2 separate regions of the Homo sapiens genome follow, and region 2 is linked to region 1. A link is a loop called in an ENCODE intact Hi-C map of the cell type or tissue named here. Cell type or tissue: heart left ventricle. All regions are shown on one strand. Links, peaks and the distances in the headings refer to the core of each region. The heading gives the core; the rest is flanking DNA.

Region 1 (9,079 bases), core at 293-8,292:
CTTTGGGAGGCTGAAGCAGGCAGATCACCTGGGGTCAGGAGTTCGAGACCAGCCTGGCCAACATGGGGCAACCCCATCTCTACTAAAAATACAAATATTAGCCAAGTGGCAGGTGCCCGTAATCCAAGCTACTCGGGAGGCTGAGGCAGGAGAATTGCTTGAACCCAGGGGCAGAGATTGCAGTGAGCTGAGATCACACCACTGTACTTCAGCCTGAGTGAGAGAGTGAAACTCTGCCTCTAAATAAATAAATAAAACAAGCTGGATGTAGTGGCTCATGCCTGTAAACTCTCAACACTTTAAGAGGCTGAGGCTGGCAGATCGCTTGAGGCCAGGAATTTGAAACCAGCATGGGCAGCATGGTAAAACCCTGTCTCTACTAAAAATACAAAAATTAGCTGGGCATGGTGGTGCACGCCTGTAATCCCAGCTACTCAGGAGGCCGAAGCAGGGGAATTGCTTGAACCTGGGAGGCAGAGGTTGCAGTAAGCTGAGATCATGCCACTGCACTCCAGCCTGGGTGACAGAGTGAGACTCTATCTCAAAAAAGAAAAACAAAGTAGAACTCATCAAAGTTTTTCATTCCCACCAAAATGTAAATTAAAATAAAAAATTCTGGTATGCTGAGAGCAACTAAAAGAATTTTTTAAATAAAAATAAAATAAAAAATCCTGAAAGCATTGCAAAGTTTAATGCCACCATCAAAGACCTCAGATATGCAGAGGCGGTGACTTCTGTCACATCCATATCCATGTCTTCAGTTTAGATAAAGAGACAGATGGTCTTCAAGAAGGTGGAGGAATATTGAAAACTGAATCAAATGGCAGCCTCAGTTGCCACTGCTATTTCAGATGTGGCTTTTGGGGGAGTACATCAGTACGACTCCCAGAATTTGATCAAGCAAATGCATTTTTCTCCAATATAACAGAGGATATAAGAAGCAATTTGTGGCCAGGCATGGTGCCTCATGCTTGTAATCCCAGCACTTTGGGAGGCTAAGGCAGGTGGATCATTTGAGGCCAGTAGTTCGAGACCAGCCTGGCCAACATGGTGAAACCTTGTTTCTACTAAAAATACAAAAAATTAGCCAGGCATGGTGGCGGGTGCCTGTAATCCCATCTACTTGGGAGGCTGAGGCAGGGGAATTGCTTGAACCCTGGAGGTGGAGGTTGCAGTGAGCCAAGATCGCGCCATTGCACTCCAGCCTGAATGACAGACCGAAACTCCATCTCAATGGAAAAAAAAAAAAAAAAAAGAAGCAGCAGCAATTTGCTTTATGGCCAGGCATGGTGGCTCACACCTGTAATCCTAGCACTTTGGGAGGCTGAGGCTGGCAGAAGTTTCAGTGAGCCAAGATCATGTGTGCCACTCCACTCCAGCTTGGGTGACAGAGTGAGACTCCCTCTCAAAAAAAAAAAAAAAAAAGCAATTTGCTTTATAATCTTTACTCAAAGAAAATCCAACACTTCTGCTCTGTGCCCCAATTTGGTCTGTAGAAATTTTGGCTCTGCCATCATCTGTATCAGTCAGTTCAGTGCAGAAAACAAACAACTCAATGTATTCAAAACAGGCGTTTCCTGCCAGCAGCCACTTCTGCAGAAAGGTGACTTCTGCCTCATGTCTGCTTTCCCAAATCTCACATGGATGTGCCTACTTGAAGGAACCTAGTTCACAAGCAGAACCTTAGCTGCAAGGGACTCTGGGAAATGTGGTATTTCACTTTACAATGCATCCAATAGAAGGAGGGTGGCATAGAGGTCAAGAGTCAGTCCAAGTATTTGTCATTCCATCCTACAGGCTGTCATGCTGTTCCACTATTTTGGTGGCATCGTGCTGACAGAACCCCAAAAGTAGAAAACATTGGGTATAAAAGGGTGGGAGATAAATCCAACAAAAATATAGCAGCCTGCCATTTCATTAAAATTTTGGAAGTCACACAGTCTGAGACACACCAGGACATTCCCTCCAGAGCAAAGGACAGGTTGCTGCACTTTAGTCTTCCTTCCTCTAAGAAGGAACCCCAGTGCTTGATAGGTCTCTTTGGATTTTGCGGGCAACATACAAACATTACTAGGTACACTACTTCTTTTTTTTTTTTTAATAATTTTTTTACTTTTATTTTTAGCAAAGACATGGTTTTGCCATGTTGGCCAGGCTGGTCTTGAACTCTTGGCCTCAAGCAATCAGCCCGCCGTGGCTTCCCAAAGTGCTGGAATTATAGGCATGAGCCACCGCACCCAGCCAACTCCTTCTAACTATTTGCCAGTCTCCAGGTTTGAGTAAGGCACAGAGTTAGAGAGGATGCCTCTCCAACTGGTCCAGGCTCAGCAATTTGGCCCTGACAGCTGAACAGATCCACAGTCAAAGTGTCTGAGGGAAGGCCAGGTGCGGTGGCTTACACCTGTAATCCCAGCACTTTAGGAGGCCGAGGCAGATGGATCACCTGAGGTCAGGAATTCAAGACCAGCCTGACCAAGATGGAGAAACCCCATCTCTATTAAAAATACAAAATTAGCTGGGCATGGTGGCGGGTGCCTGTAATCCCAGCTACTCAGGGGGCTGAGGCAGGAGAATTGCTTGAACCTGGGAGGCGGAAGGTGCAGTGAGCCGAGATCGTGCCATTGCACTCCAGCCTGGGCAACTAAGAGTGAAACTCTGCCTCAAAAAAAAAAAAAAAGCGTCTGAGGGAAATGATGCCATACTGAGCCTATTGCAAACATTGGTAGAGGGATCACCATAGAGGCCCTCAAAGTTTGGAGGCAAAGCTGTTAGCCGTTCCTCATTCATACTGAGTATTTTTCTTTTGAGAAATAGCTCCTGAGTTTTAGTAGTAGTAGCTACTCGTAGCTAGTAGCTACTTTTTTTTTTTTAAAGAACATGAACCAAAGTTTTATTTGTTCATTATCGCATTTGAAGTACTCTTCGATGACATCCTTGCCCTAGTAGTAGCTACTAGGATTTTCCTAATAGTTCTAGTAGGCTGAATGCTTGACCATAGAGCACTAGGTGACGTTGCAACCTGAGCTGCCCATCATGAATTGGGTGTTTTCTGATCGCCAATACTCAGTAATTCTCAAGTGAAAGTGGCCCATAGAGAATGTGGCCTAAACAGCCCTGAAGGTGCAATGAGCAGGCTGTTCTTACTCCCAGTACCCATTCCTGCACACTGCTCCAGAGACTCCAACCCAGGCGACATGGGAGGAAACGAGTGTGAACTGTTATGCATGGCTCTGTACAATGTGCTGGTATGAGCCAGAAATGGACTGTCATGGCCTGAGCAAGGTCACTCTGAAGGATAGCAGAGAAAGGAACTCTTCTTGGTGGCAGTTGGAGCAAGGCATGTGGTTTTCCACTGTCTCGAGGCAGAGATGTCTTGAAATCAGAATCAACATTGAATCACAGGCCATGGTTACTGAAGGAAGCAAGATGAGAGAATAAAAAGTTTAGGAGAGGATGGGCACGGTGGCTCATGCCTGTAATCCCAGCATTTTGGGAGGCCGAGGCAGGCAGATCACTTGAGGTCAGGAATTCTAGACCAGCCTGGCCAACATGGCGAAACCTTTGTGTCTACCAAAAAACACAAAAATTAGCCAGGCTTGGTGGTCACGCCTGTAATTCCAGCTACTCAGGATGTGGGAGCACAAAAATCACTTGAACCTGGGAGGTGGAGGTTGCAGTGAGCAGAGATGACACCTCTGCACTCCAGCCTGGGCAACAGAGTGAGATCCTGTCTCAACAACAACAAAAAAAGTTTGGGAGAGAGAAACAAGGATAGACCCGCTGAAATAGACCCAGCCATTAGAATATTCATGACTATGTAAATGATTGTGACAAGGCTCCACTGTAAAGAAAAAATTATATGAGAGCCTGGTTTTCAGATGGCAGATTCTGAAAGAGCAAGAAACAGTTTTATGAAAATGGTTATATGGCCCCAAAGGATGCTGGAGAAGGAAATTCCTCAATAGGCAGAACTGTAAGCAGTGCATTTCATTGTCCACTTTGCCTGGTAGGAAAAATGGCCTGAGGTCAGGATCTATACCAGTTCACGAGCCAATGACAAATAGTGTGAGTAGCTCAGCATCTTAAAAGATTGCAAGTTAATGACAAAGAGGTTTGGGAAAGGTGGATTTCCTGGAATGGTCACAGATCATGAGACAGCAGGTGTGCCAAATGATTGCTCACCATGGGCCCCCGCTGTGCAGGAAGCTTTCACTAATCAGCAGATCTGTTCTGTGGATATTAACTAGATGGCCTTTTCCACCAGCCAGTCCAGTTCTTGTTCAATGGGTTCATGGACAAAGGACGATAGTGACAGGAGTGGAAATTATGCATAGGCCCAAGAACAGGGACATCCCTGTCCAAGGCCGTCCTGGCAACCACCACTACTGACCTACTGATGCCCTGTTTGCCTACAGGAGCAAACAGTCCTGGACTCTTGATGTGATGTCATACCTTGAGGGAACAAACCAACTATCTGGTGGCAGATCAATTACATAGGACCATGTCCCTTGTGAAGAAGGAACAATTTGTCTCACCGGTGACAGTGCTTACTCTGGGTTTGAATTTCCTTTCCCTGCTTCTCATTCTTCTCTCAGAACCTCCATCTATGGACTTAATACACAGTCTTAGTGTCCCACACAATATTGTTTCTGACCATGAAATTCACTTCACAAGAAAAGAAGTGAGAGTGAGCAGACACCAGAGGATTCACTAACCTGAGCTCCATCAGCCAGCCTTCTAGAGTGGTGGCAAAACCTACTGAAGGTCCAGGTAATCTACCAGCTGTTAGATAGCACCCTGTGAGATACAGCACTGTTAAAAGGATGCAGTATATGCTCTGAACCAGTGTACCATTTCTTCCTTAGCCAGATACATAGTTCAGAAACCAAGAGCTGTGTGTAGGAGTGGTTTCTTTCACACTTAGACTTTTTTTTTTTTTTGGAGACAGGGTCTCCCTCTGTCACCCAGGGTAGAGTGCAGTGGTGCAATCTTGGCTCACTGCAACCTTCACTTCCCGGGCTCAACTGATTCTCCTGCCTCAGCTAGCACCACAGGTGTGAGCCACTATGCCTGGCTAACTTTTTTTTGGTATTTTTTAGAGACAAGGTTTTGCCATGTTGCCCAGGCTAGTCTCAAACTCCTGGCCTCAAGCGATCCATCTGCCTCAGCCTCCCAAAGTGCTGCGATTACAGGTGTGAGCCACTGAGCCCAGCCCACAGTGAAACTTTTTGACTCACTCATAAGTTATTTGCTTCTTGACTCTATGACTGTAGGGAGGGGAGGTATGTTAAAAGCTTTTAGTGTCTAAGAGAGAAATGCCTCCATCACGTGACACAAATTTTCAACAAATTGGAAGTTGAAATTGCCACTCAACCTTTTTGAGTATCTCCTGCCACTGAACAGACAGGCCAAAAAAAAAAAAAAAATCAAGATATTTTCTAGAATTTTTTTTTTTTTTTTTTGAGACGGAGTCTCGCTCTGTCGCCCAGGCTGGAGTGCAGTGGCGGGATCTCGGCTCACTGCAAGCTCCGCCTCCCGGGTTCACGCCATTCTCCTGCCTCAGCCTCCCAAGTAGCTGGGACTATAGGCGCCCGCCACTACGCCCGGCTAATTTTTTTGTATTTTTAGTAGAGACGGGGTTTCACCGTTTTAGCCGGGATGGTCTCGATCTCCTGACCTCGCGATCCGCCCACCTCGGCCTCCCAAAGTGCTGGGATTACAGGCGTGAGCCACCACGCCCGGCCATTTTCTAGAATTTTATACTCTAGTTACCAAGCGGAAATAGGTTGTTACCACTGAGTGGAGGCAGGGAGGTTTAGTGATAGACTTTGCTATATTTCCTAAGGATCCTACAACTACTGCAATATTCTGTGATCAAAGTCACGGCAAAACTACTGCAATTCTATACAAAAGGATCTTCTAGGCCACAGATAGCTCAGGAATGAAGGGGTGGGTCTCTCCTGTGGCTAAATAACTTGAACATCTGTTGCTGACTGAAGGCAGATGGAACCTAGAATAGATAGTAAAGAAGGAAAGTCATAAATACAAGATCAGCCTTAGACTGCTTTATATGGGGGGGGGGCGGATTATAGTCTCTACTTGAATTTCTTTCCTTGATGTAGATATTTACATATTTCAAATACTTTTGCTTCTCTTTCTTCTCCCTTTCTGCCACTATCGTCTCTAGGTGGTTTTATAGGGAGATTAACTTCACCATTCAGTGATGGATTGCAGATTCCTAAGCAGGAATTCTGAGAGCCGGAGGACAGTCGTCAAGGCTTTGGATGCCTTCTTTGGAGAGTAATTAAAACAGTGTTTTTAATTACAGAAGTGGTAGCTACTTTATGCTAATTGGGAAGCAAGTCTAAGTTCAAAACACAGAGTATATGTGTTTGGCAGCAAATGGGGAACAGGACAGTTGATGTTCGGGCTATCTGCATCCAAGCCCAGTCTCCCTTTTGGGAAAAAACCCTCACTGTTGTAGTAAGAATATTCCACTTCCCACCTCCCACCTCCCTTACACAGAAGCCAGAGGGAGCTAAATCTTTCCCCACTCCCAGAAATAGCCAAGAAGGAGGCTTATGGTGTGTGAGTCCCAAAAACAATGCTGGAGGTGCCCAGAAGAATATTATTATTGACTGAATGCGGTGGCTCACGCCTGTAAGTTTAGCACTTTGGGAGGCTGAGGCGGGTGGACTGCTTAAGCCCAGGAGTTCAAGATCAGCCTAGGCAACATGGCAAAACCCTGTATCTATAAAAATACAAAAATTAGCCAGATGGTGGCGTGTGCCTGTGGTCCCAGCTACTTGGGAGGCTGAAGTGGGAGGGTGGCTTGAGCCCAGGAGGCAGAGGTTGCATTGAGCCGAGATCGTGCCACTACACTTCAGCCTGGGAGACAGAGTGAGACCCTGTCTTAAAATATATATATATTGCCGGGTGTGATGGCACATGCCATGTGATGCATGTGATGAGTAATCCCAGCCACTCAGGAGGCTGAGGCAGGAGAATCGCTTGAACCCAGGAGGCAGAGTTTGCAGTGAGCCTAGATCGCGCCATTGCACTCCAGCCTGGGCAACAAGAGCAAAACTCCATCTCAAAATATATATATATATAATCTATATAATATATATTACATATTTTGCTATATTTCCTCTGAGCCAGTCCACAGTGCCATCTTTTGGGAACTCTGGTAACAGAGCCACCCTGGAGACAAAGTTCTTCTTTGCTCTTTGGGCTACAATATTCCACCCCTTTGGTTGTTCTAAGAATTCTATGAGACAACAGTGCCTAGCACACAAAGGATGCTCCCCTTTTGTCAATTATAAAGTGATACGTAAATATATGGGAGTCTGGGGAGAACAGGGCTTTGCTCAAAATCACATAGGACATTAGGAGTACAATCAGGACCCGTGTATTCTGGTAAAAGTTTAACAATTGGCTTGGCGGAAGAAGGGGCATGATTTGTATTGTTTGTGGATTTTAATGATTAAACACTCCCACCTTCATCAATTTTAAGGTGCCAATGTGACATCAATCACTGAATGCAGAGTTGAGGAGAGATATCTCCTATTAGGCCGGGCATGCTGGCTCATGCCTGTAATCCCAGCACTTTGGGAGGCCGAGGCAGGTGGATCACCTGAGGTCAGGAGTTCAAGACCAGCCTGACCAACATGGTGAAACTCTGTCTCTACTAAAAATACAAAAAAATTAGCCAGGCATGGTGGCATGCACCTGTAACCCCAGCTACTCGGGAGGGGGAGGCAAAAGAATCGCTTGAACCCGGGAGGCAGAGGTTGCAGTGAACCGAGATAGTGCCACTGCCCTCCAGCCTGGGCAACAAAAGTGAAACTCCGTCTCAAAAAAAAAAAAAAGTACACTATTATATAGTATTTCCACCATATAGATACAATAAATGTAAGTTACTTCAAGAACACAGATGAGCTCTCTGCTCTTGCCATACAACATACAGACACATCTCGTGTAGCACCAGCAGCAGCCTTGAGACATCATGGTGTGAGTGAAGGCCAGAGTAAATAGATGGGACCATATTGGAAGCCTGTTTACCAGGGCTGCTTTTAACTCTAGCAAAGTGGATAGTGTCACCATCTATGACCACTTCATTCAGGTCAACTCCATGGTCTACATGTTCTAGTATGACTCCACCCATGACAAGTTCCAAGGCACCATCAAGGCTAAGAACAAGAAGTTTGTCACCAATGGAAATCCCATCACCATCTTCCAGGAACAAAATCCCATCAAAATCAAATGGGCTGGTCCTGACGCTGATTATGTTATGAAGTCCACTGGCATCTTCACTGCCTTGGAGAAGGCTGGGGCTCACTTAGAGGGTGCAACCAAAAGGGTCATATCTGCTCTCTCTGTTGATGCCCCCATGTTTGTGATGGCCGTGAACCTTGAGAAGTATGAAAACAACCTTGTGATTGTCAGCAACGCTTCCTGTACTGCCAATTGTTTAGCTGCCCTGCCCAAGGTCATCCATGACAACTTTGGCATCATGGAGGGACTCATGGCCACAGTTGGTGCCAATATTGCCACCCAGAAGACTGTGGATGGCCTCTCTGGGAAACTGTGGCGTGATGGCCACAGGACTCTCCAGGACATCATCCCTGCATTTACCCACTCTACCAAGGCTGTGGGCAAGGCCATCCCTGAGCTTAACAGAAAGCCCACTGGCATGGCCTTCCATGTCTCCACTGCCAACATGTGGGTTGTAGACCTGATCTGCCATCTGGAGAGAGCTGCCCAAATATGATGACATCAAGAAGGTGGTGAAACTGGCATCGGAGGCCACCCTCAAGGGCCTCCTGAGCTACACAGAGCACCAGGTTGCCTCCTCCAACTTTAACAGAGACACCCACCTTTTCCACCTTCAATGCTGGGAATGGCATTGCCCTCAAAGACCACTTTGTCAAGCTCATTTCCTGATATGACAATGAATTTGGCTACAGCAACAGAACGATATACCTTATGGTCTACATGGCCTCCTAGGAGTAAGGGCCCTCTGAACCACCAGCCCCAGTGACAGCACGAGAAGAAGAGAGGCCCTCAGCTGCTGGGG
Region 2 (9,079 bases), core at 745-8,744, 360 kb before region 1:
AAGCAAAAGCGCTGGAAGGGTCATGTGACCTTGGTAACACCTTATAAAGGGACGGGAACAAAACAAGCCCTTTAAAGGGCCATGCTCCAGGAGCAGGGTCTTCAGTTCAGAAACCTGCCTTTCCTCCTCCCTCAGCCCATTCGTCAACAGCCAGAGCTCCTGCCCTAGGGAGTCTGCAGGAATCCCACAGGTCAGAGCTAGGAGGCCCCCAACAGATCCAACCAGACCAGTGCCCGAGATCCCCAGATTTTACAAGTGGGGAAACGGTTCAAAGGGGCAAGGCCTTGCCTAAGGTCACCCAGCAGTAGGAGTCAGACTGACCCTGGACTCAACTCCAGGTTCCCAGAGGGGACTCCCGGATCACACTCAGAGTAGGGGCCCCCAACCCTCAAAAGTCCAATAAACTCTTGTCCCTATGTCTTAATCCAGGTCTGAAAGCCCAATTCCTAGGAGAAGGAAGGAGGAACAGGCCCCTCCCTCCAAAACTTCTCCATTCCCAGGCCTCTAAACAGGATTTCACTGAGCAGGCTTCCCAACTTCCAGTGGTACTACTCTCCTCTCTTCTGGGCCGCCCACGTCCCATCCTCCCCGGCACACTAGGAAAGGCTAGTACATCTTGACTGGGAGGCTGTACCCAGTAAAGTGTGGGTACCCCGGCAGGGAGGCAAGTCTCACGGGAGGGCTGCAGGCTTCAAGGTCAGAGACACCTGGATCCATCCTCCCAACCCACAAGCAGGGCCCAGACAAAGGCAGCAACAAAGCGGCTGGACAAAAGCACAGCCGGATGGGAGATTCTGGCCTCATTATCAGCCCCCAGCCCCACCCCATTACTTTTGCCCAGCCTTGATTCCTCATTCTACATAAGGGTCTGGGAAAGGGAGGCATCGAGCATCCCTCCCCTCCCCCCAAGCCACACCCACTCACCCTTCTTCTTAAACAGCCCTAGGAGCGCCGGGAGGCGGCGGCCAACGAACACCACCATGACTGCGGGCGCCACTCGAGACGTTCCCTATCCCACCCTGCCTCTCCAGAGCAGAGCGCGGGGCGTACCTTCACTGTAACCCAGCACTATGGGGATGCGAGCCCTCCCGCCCCGCCGCAGAGCACCGGCTCCAGACAGAGGAGGGGGAGGGGCTGCTCTCCATGTCCTCCTCCCACCTTCGCCACTGATCCCGCCCATCTGCCGACCCCACCCCTTAAATGGGGTGCAGGGGCACAGAAAGGCAACTGAGGCCAGGAGTCCGTGGGTGCTCTGCTCCAGTAGAGTATGATTAGGAGGACCGAAGATACTCAATCCAGCAGCAGATCACTCACCCTGCCTGCAAGTCCAGAGTTAAGGCAGGGGTCCCAGCTGCCAGATGGTAGGTGGAGGGGCTACCAGACTAGACTTGGCAGGGTGCCCACCTGCAAGCCTCCTGGCTGCCTAGCGTAATTCCCTGGGGAAAGAGCTCGGAGCCTGCAGCAGCCAGGCAGGAGCCCAGAGCTGCTAGTGGGATGGCAAGGCTGTGGGCAGAGGCCCCCAGAGGGGCAGGGGCCAGTCCCAGGACACAGTCCTGGGAAGCCAGGGAGATGCCCAGAGCAGAACCACAGTGGCTGGCAGTACAGCCCCTCATACATAGGTTCAGCCCCACACTTTCCAAAGGACTTTCTTCCTACTTTGGCAATGTGACATCAGAAGCCCAGAGAAACACAGTAAACTCTCCAAGATCACACTTAATCTTGCAGAGGCTAGACTTCAAAGCAGACCTCCTTCTCCCCTAGCCTGGAATTCTTCACATTGGCCCCACGCTGTCAGTGATTCTGTCCTGGATCACCAGGCAGGGAGAACAGAATTAGCCAAGAAACAGTCCATGGGTGAAGGCAGTAAAAAAGGAGGTGAGGTGGAGAAGTACTGGAAAAGAAGTCAGGTCGAGGTTCAAATCCAGCTCCATCACACAAGTCACGATCTCATATGAAAATAAGGCTAATAACTCCTCTTTTTAAGATTGCTGTGGCTCACGCCTGTAATCCCAGCATTTTGGGAGGCCAAGGTGGGCAGATCACTTGAGGTCAGGAATTCGAGATCAGCCTGGCCCAACATGGTGAAACCCTGTCTCTACTAAAATTAAAATTAAAAATTAGCTTGGTGTGGTGGTGCATGCCTGTAATCTCAGCTACTCGGGAGGCCGAGGCAGGAGAATCTCTTGAACCTGGGAGCCGAAGACTGCAGTGAGCCAAGATCCCACCACTGCACTCCAGCCTGGATGACAGAGCAAGACTCCATTTCAAAAAAAAAAAAAAGAAAAAAACAAGATGGTTGTATCCATTCACTTGATCAGCAAACATGTGTTAACCTAGTACTAGGGACTATAGTTAATGGAGAAGAACTTTATCTTGTTCACCAGTTTATCCCCAGAGGCTAAATCAGTGCCTGGAACATGTTATGAGTTGAGTTCAAAAAATATTTGATGAATACATGGATGAGGTAAACTAACAATGTAATTTTGGGTAGTGAAGACTCCAGAGCTGTAACAGGAAGCTTTGGTGGGGCCGGGGGGCGGGGAGAGTGGTTTAGTTAGGTTGTCAAGAAAAGCCCCTCTAAGAAAAGAATAGGCTGGGCATGGTGGTTCACACCTGTAATCCCAGCACTATGGGAGGCCGAGGCAGGAAGATGGCTTGTGGTCAGGAATTCAAGATCAGCCTGGGCAACAAGGCAAGATCCTATCTCTACAAAAAACTTTGAAAATTACCCAGGCGTGGTGACTCACAGCTGGGGTCCCAGATATTGGGAGGCTAAGACAGGAGGATTGCTTGAGCCTGGGAGGTTGGGGCTGCCGTGAGCCATGTTTGAGCCACTGCACTCCCGCCTGAGTGACAGGCATCTTTAAAAAATAAAATCAGCCAGGCGCGGTGGCTCACACCTGTAATCCCAGCACTTTGGGAGGCCAAGGCAGGCAGATCACCTGAGGTCAGGAGTTTGAGACCAGCCTGGCCAACATGGTGAAACCCTGTCTCTACTAAAAGTACAAAAAAATTAGCCGGGCGTGGTGGTACACACCTGTAATTCCAGCTACTCGGGAGGCTGAGGCAGGAGAATCGCTTGAACCCGGGAGGCAGAGGTTGCAGTAAGCTGAGATCCCGCTACTGCACTCCAGTCTGGGCAAGAGTGAGACTCTGTCTCAAAAATAAATAAATAAAATACAATAAAATAAACAGAAAAGGACATTGGAACTGACACTTGAATACTGAGGAGCCAGTCAGGGCAGGTACCTGGGGAAGAGTCTTCTAGACAGGCTACAGCAAGTGGAAAGGCCTTGAGGCAGGAGTGGTGGATTTCAAGGAAGAGAGAGGAGGCCAGTATGGCTGGAGGATTGAGCAATGGAAAGAATGGTAGGAGACGGAATCAGAGGAGAGCAGGCGACAGGTCAGGCTGGGCCCCATAAGCCTTGAGGGTTTCAGCTGGGTAGTGACACTGTTAAAAAATATTCTGGCCGTGCACGGTGGCTCACGCCTGTAACCCCAGCACTTTGGGAGGCTGAGGCAGGTGGATCACTTGAGGTCAGGAGTTCAAGACCAGCCTGACCAACATGGTGAAACCTTGTCTCTACTAAAAACACAAAAATGAGCCGGGCATGGTGGTGGTGTGTACCTGTAGTCCCAGCTACTCAGGAGGCAGAGGTGAGAGAATTGCTCAAACCCAGGAGGCAGAAGTTGCAGTGAGCTGAGATTGCACCATTGCACTCCAGCCTGGGTGACAGAGAGAGACTCCGTCTCAAAAAAAAAAAAAAAAAAAATTCCAGGCTAGCACTGTGGCTCACACCTGTAATCCTAGCACTTTGGGAGGCTGAGGTGGGCAGATCACCTGAGGTCAAGAGTTCAAGACCGGGCCGGGCGTGGTGGCCCATGCCTGTAATCCCAGCACTTTGGGAGGCCAAGGTGGGTGGATCACGAGGTCAGGAGTTTGAGACCAGCCTGGTCAATATGGTGAAAGCCCGTCTCTACTAAAAATACAAAAATTAGCAAGGCGCGGTGGCGGGCGCCTGTAATCCCAGCTACTTGGGAGGCTGAGGCAGGAAAATCGCTTGAATCCGGGAGGCAGAGATTGCAGTGAGCCGAGATCGCAGCCATTGCATTCCAGCCTGGGCAAGAGAGCAAAAAAATTCCGTCTCAAAAAAAAAAATAAATAAAAGATTTCCTGGGAGGCTGGGCTTGAGCCCAGGAGTTCGAGGTTACAGTGAGCTATAATTGTACCACTGCACTACAGCCTGGGCAACACAGTAAGTCCCTGTCTCTAAAAAAAAAAAAGTAAATATATAAAAATAAAGCTTAAAAAAAAAAAAGATTCCCCTGATAACTCTAAAAAACATAGCAGAGACTGTGAAAGAGAGTCTGTGAACTATATATATGTATCTGTGCAGTATCCCACCAGCCGTGCCTAAGGACACCTCTCTGTCATAGCATCTTTCTCTCTGAGTCCCTAGGGAACTAAAAATTCACAGAGGCTCCCAAGCAACACGACCCCCCTGCAGTTCCTTCCCCAGTTGCTGCCACCCTAACACTGGCCTCTTGGAGACTACTCAAGTACAAGCTGAGATCTTGCTCTCCAGAGAACAAACATTTGTGGAGCTGAATAGTCACATCAACAAATCAATGAGATCTAAACAATAATCCTAAGAAGTAGGCACTTTTATTCCCATTTTATAGATGAGGAAATGGAAACCAGAGGGAGCAAGCATTATAAAGCTGCCCTCTCTGGCCTCCATGGTGTAAATGGCAAAGCAGTATTCTCACTCAGAACAACTTGAATCCAAAAGCCACGTTCTGTGCACTGTGCCAGCTACAAACCTGATCTCCCCTCTGAAAAAGGGTCATGGGACCCCATCATCCCTACAAATTGGAGGTTTCTCGACCACCTACCTTCCCCACTCTTCCCCTCTTAGGCCAGATCCACCCACCCACCCACTCTTCTTATCAGTCTCACACAAACAGAAAAGACCAGTAGACCGACATTTGCAGGGTGATTAATTCATGCCAGGCACCATGCCAGGTCGTGGTGAAAGGCAAAACGTAGTCTCTGTCCTCATGGCTCTTACAAAAGTTCTTCGAGGCAGGTACTGGAAGGTACTTTCCTAGTAATTGATCATGGGCCTGCGAGGCTCAGAGAGCTAAGTGACTTCCTGAACTCTGGCTGGCTCTAAAACTGGAGCCTTTCACCACACAGGACAGTCATCTTCAGCTACCCTCTAACCAGGGAAACTAAGGGCTGAGCTCCTGCCAAGATGGGGGTGGAGGAACATCAGCTCATCAAGGTCCCAGGCCCACAGCTGGCAGTCAGGGCCACAGCTGCAAATTCCCAGAGATCCAAGGGCTTACACTTGATAACATCTGGTTGCCCCAGCGACACCCCTCCCCCTCCCCACCCAAGTCAGAGCTCGCAGCCTCTCCGAGTCACCCCAGATCTATACACCTGTGGCTCGCTTGGGGAGGGGCTCAGCAACCTGAGTCTCAGGTGACTGGGAGGGGTACTTCACAAAGAAACTGAGGTCCAGAGAGTGGAAAGACCTTGCCCACAGCCACGCTTAGAGTCCTTGTTCCAGGGATTTCTGCCCCTGGCAGTCCAGAGGTGCAGCCTAGGGCTGAGGCCATGAGGGAAGCATCCCATACCACACCCCCATCCCCAACATGCCTGGGGGAGGAGGCTTCCTGGATCTGAGAAGACACCTTGCTCCTGGTGGCCACGCCCCCAGCACGGAGGGCACACCGGGAAGCACACCTGCGGGCTCCTCAACTCAGAGACAGTTTACCAGGGCAGAGACTCAGGCAGCAGGCAGCGTCCCACTGGGGCCACCTCCGCAGGTGGGCACTCTCAAAACCACACCCACATGGCCGGGTGCGGTGGCTCACACCGGTAATCCCAGCACTTTGGGAGGCCAAGGCGGGTGGATCGCGAGGTCAGGAGTTCAAGACCAGCCTGGCCAACGCCGTGAAAGCCCGTCTCTACTAAAAATACAAAAATTAGCTGGGCATGGTGTCGAGCTCCTGTAATCCCGGCTACTCAGGAGGCTGAGGCAGGAGAATCGCTTGAACCCAGGAGGCGAAGGTTGCAGTGAGCCAAGACCACGCCATTGCACTCCAGCCTGGGTGACAGAGTGACACTCGGTCTCAAACAAAAAAAAAAAAAAAACACACACACACACCCATAAAGCACACCTAAGCCACCCTAGTCCCTGCCTTCCTCACCCATGAGCGACCGCACAGACCCACACAGGGCCTGCCAAGGGGCTGTGTGTACAGAAAAACAGGTGTGTGTAGCCCCTACTCAGGGGCTTTCCTAAGCCTGGGGAAAGGGAAGAATCGGGGAGGGAGCCACTGCCTCCCAAGGCCACGCGCATGCGCACGCACTGTCTTGGCAACATCCTCCATGGGGTGAGGCCTCAACCTGCCCCATTCCAGAGCAAGGGGCGGGGGTGGTGGCGCGCCCACAGCCAGGCAGGCCTGACTCAGGGGAGAGGAATGAAGGGGGAGGGCACAGCTGTCCAGGTGGCCTTGCTCAGGAGGCCGAACCCTCTGAAGCCAACCCAGCCCCCAACTCCCTACTCCTGTCTGAACTGTCCCTGGCCAGCCCATGAGCCAGAATGCTGGGTGTTCAGAGGCCCTTAGCCTCAACCCCTCACTGCACAGGTGGACAAACGAAGGCCCCCGCTCCCCAACCATTACACATTCTAGAAGCAGAAGCAGAAACCAGAATGTAGATTTTATTCCCAAAGAGGCAAGACAAAGGAAAATGAGCATAACAAACTTTCAGGTGGAGGCACTTTACGGTTCTCAAAACACTTTCTCTTCTACTGTCTCGCAGAACACCTAACAAGAAAGTTAAAAGGCAGGAGTGGTTTCCTTTTTACAAATGAGCACCAGGAGGCTCAAGGGAAAGTGACTAACTTGCTCAAGGTCACCCAACCAGGGAGTGGTTGAACCTGGGTCTCACTCCAACAACCTTAGTGATCCTAAGTCTGAGAAAGTTAATGGGTAAGGGCAGTTGGGGGAGGGGCACGACCTCAATCTCTGCCCAAAGAAAGTAGGGGCTCTGCACCCCACCTGTGCCGGAATCCCTCTCCTTCCTTCCCTTGGTGTCCAGCCCCACCCCAGCAGGGACAGAGCTGACAGGCCGGTTCTAAGGTAAATAATGGGGGGCAGGGAGTGCCCAGAGCAGGGAGGGGAGGAGCCCATCCCACAGGGTGCCCTGGGGGAACAGGCAGTAGTGCACGGAGGAATTAGCTACGATAATATTAATAAATGTCCTAATGAGTTTCTGGGCCAGTATTTGCTCCCAGCAATGACATAATAATCCCTTTCAGCCAAGGCGCAATTCTAACTTTCCACAGCCCTTTCCTTAGTTCCTTCAAGGCATGATTATCCCCATCTTATGGATGCCAGAGGCAGACACCACAGAGTAAGGAGAAGAAAGAGCTGGGAATCAGGAGGTCTGGATTCCAGGCCTTGGATGAAGGAATTGGCCTCTCTGGGCCTCAGTCCCCTCATCTGTAAGGTGGGACTAACACCCACATCACAGAGTGCCTGGGAACCTTAAAGAAAGCCACACAATCTAGTGTAAACCCTGACCCCAAGGGTCAGAGACTTGCCCAAGGTCACACTGCTAGAAATGGCAGAGGCAGGATGTGAGCCCAACTCTGACTGGCTGCAAAATCATGTTCTTCCTATGCCACCAGCAGCCTCCTCTCCCCACCACTCCAGCTCTCTTCAAATCTCAAGTAAGGTTAAGGACCATTAAGATAAGGTCTGATAAGGAACACTTGACATCAGCTCCCTATCTCTCCTTAGTGACACCCCTCCATGTGGCAGCCCTAACCCCTCAGTTTGGGAAGGAAGGGAATTCCAGGCCCAGACCAGATCTCACTGCCCTGGAGTGAGGATTCCTAGGTTGGAGCTTTCATTTCCCCTTAATTGCAACATGATCCTGAGCCAGGTACTGTGCTTTTCTGGGCCTCAGTTTCTTCATCTGAGATGTGGCAGGGGTTGGAGAGATGATCTTCAAAGAGCCCTCACCATGGATGACTTTGCCCCTAGAAGGAAGGGGGGTCAGTGCTTCCCTTCCTTGAGTCGGGGCCTGGGGCAGCAAGGAGATTCCGCTTATCTCAGATCCCTGGGATCAGAGAGAGCTGGACCAGCCTCTTATCTGGAAGCCCGGGGCTCCCACAAGCAAGTCACCCAAGCAGTTGATCACAAGTCTCCCCACAAGAAAGGGGACGAGACATGGGGGGAATGGAGGAGGGAGCCTTGTCCAGCTGTGGAACCTACCAAAGACCCCAGACTCCAAGAAGTTAAACCTCCAGGTCTACAGGCAGGGGGAAGGATGAAAAGAATTCCAGATGGTCTGACTCCAGCAGTCCCTTCCCTCAGTCTCCCCATGTGCACAATGGGAACAATAAATCCAACCAGAAGGAGGGCCATGTGTGTGAGCTTGACAGTGCAACGCATGGGAAAAGGAAGAGGGCGGGTCTTCCTGGGTTACCAATTCACATCCACCACCATTCCCCAACCTACCCAGGACCGAGTGCTCAGCTAGCCTGGGAAGGGGAGAGTTGGGTGGATCCCTGAGTGCCAAGACCAAACAATCCCGGCAGGTTACAGTATCTTTCCAGCAGTCAGGAGGCCTCACCTCATACACCTTCACCCTTCTCTACCTTACAAGGGCATTTGATCTGCGGGATCAACGCTTCCTTGAGTCTTGATTTCCCCTTCCCACTTGCTTCCTCTCTAAGCGCTTGGAGGCTTTAATGCTTAGTCCTCAACCCCTAACCCTCCCCACAGTGCTTCCTCCACTAGTCCTCTTTACATAGTCCAAATCCCCCGGGGCCGGGGCCGCAGGCTTTCTCTGCCCAGAGGACGTGCAGGGTGTCATAAGATGACACCCTTCTATTCCTAAACTGATTAAGGGCACAGGCTTTGTAATGTGACAGGCTTGAGTTTTAATCCAGATTCAGCCATCTCCTTGCTGTGTGGCCTTGAGAAAGTGACTTCACTTCTCCGAACTCAGCTTCCTCATCTCTAAAATGGGAGAATAGCCTGTGGCTTGTGGGAC

What was found. Peaks named below come from ENCODE experiments on the same cell type or tissue, not always from the same donor. Only the 100,000 strongest peaks of a DNase experiment are listed, where the experiment ranks them.
Region 2: a loop joins it to region 1, with 6 times the contacts of the local background. A loop is called at or near these places in 31 of 110 quality-filtered maps.

The regions. Positions count from the first base shown.
Region 1 is chr1:32,402,045-32,411,123 of GRCh38, reverse strand. It overlaps the pseudogene GAPDHP20. Among named protein-coding and RNA genes, the nearest start is that of BSDC1, 12 kb to the right of the region's middle. RefSeq lists an enhancer at 4,919-4,998. In heart left ventricle, for the core only: no CTCF peak of the experiment used is centred there; no DNase peak of the experiment used is centred there.
Region 2 is chr1:32,757,673-32,766,751 of GRCh38, reverse strand. The region is part of intron 1 of NHSL3 (NHS like 3); the gene reads right to left. Among named protein-coding and RNA genes, the nearest start is that of NHSL3, 20 kb to the right of the region's middle. RefSeq lists enhancers at 1-217, 218-1,110, 5,583-6,466, 6,467-7,349 and a silencer at 4,728-4,948. In heart left ventricle, for the core only: no CTCF peak of the experiment used is centred there; no DNase peak of the experiment used is centred there.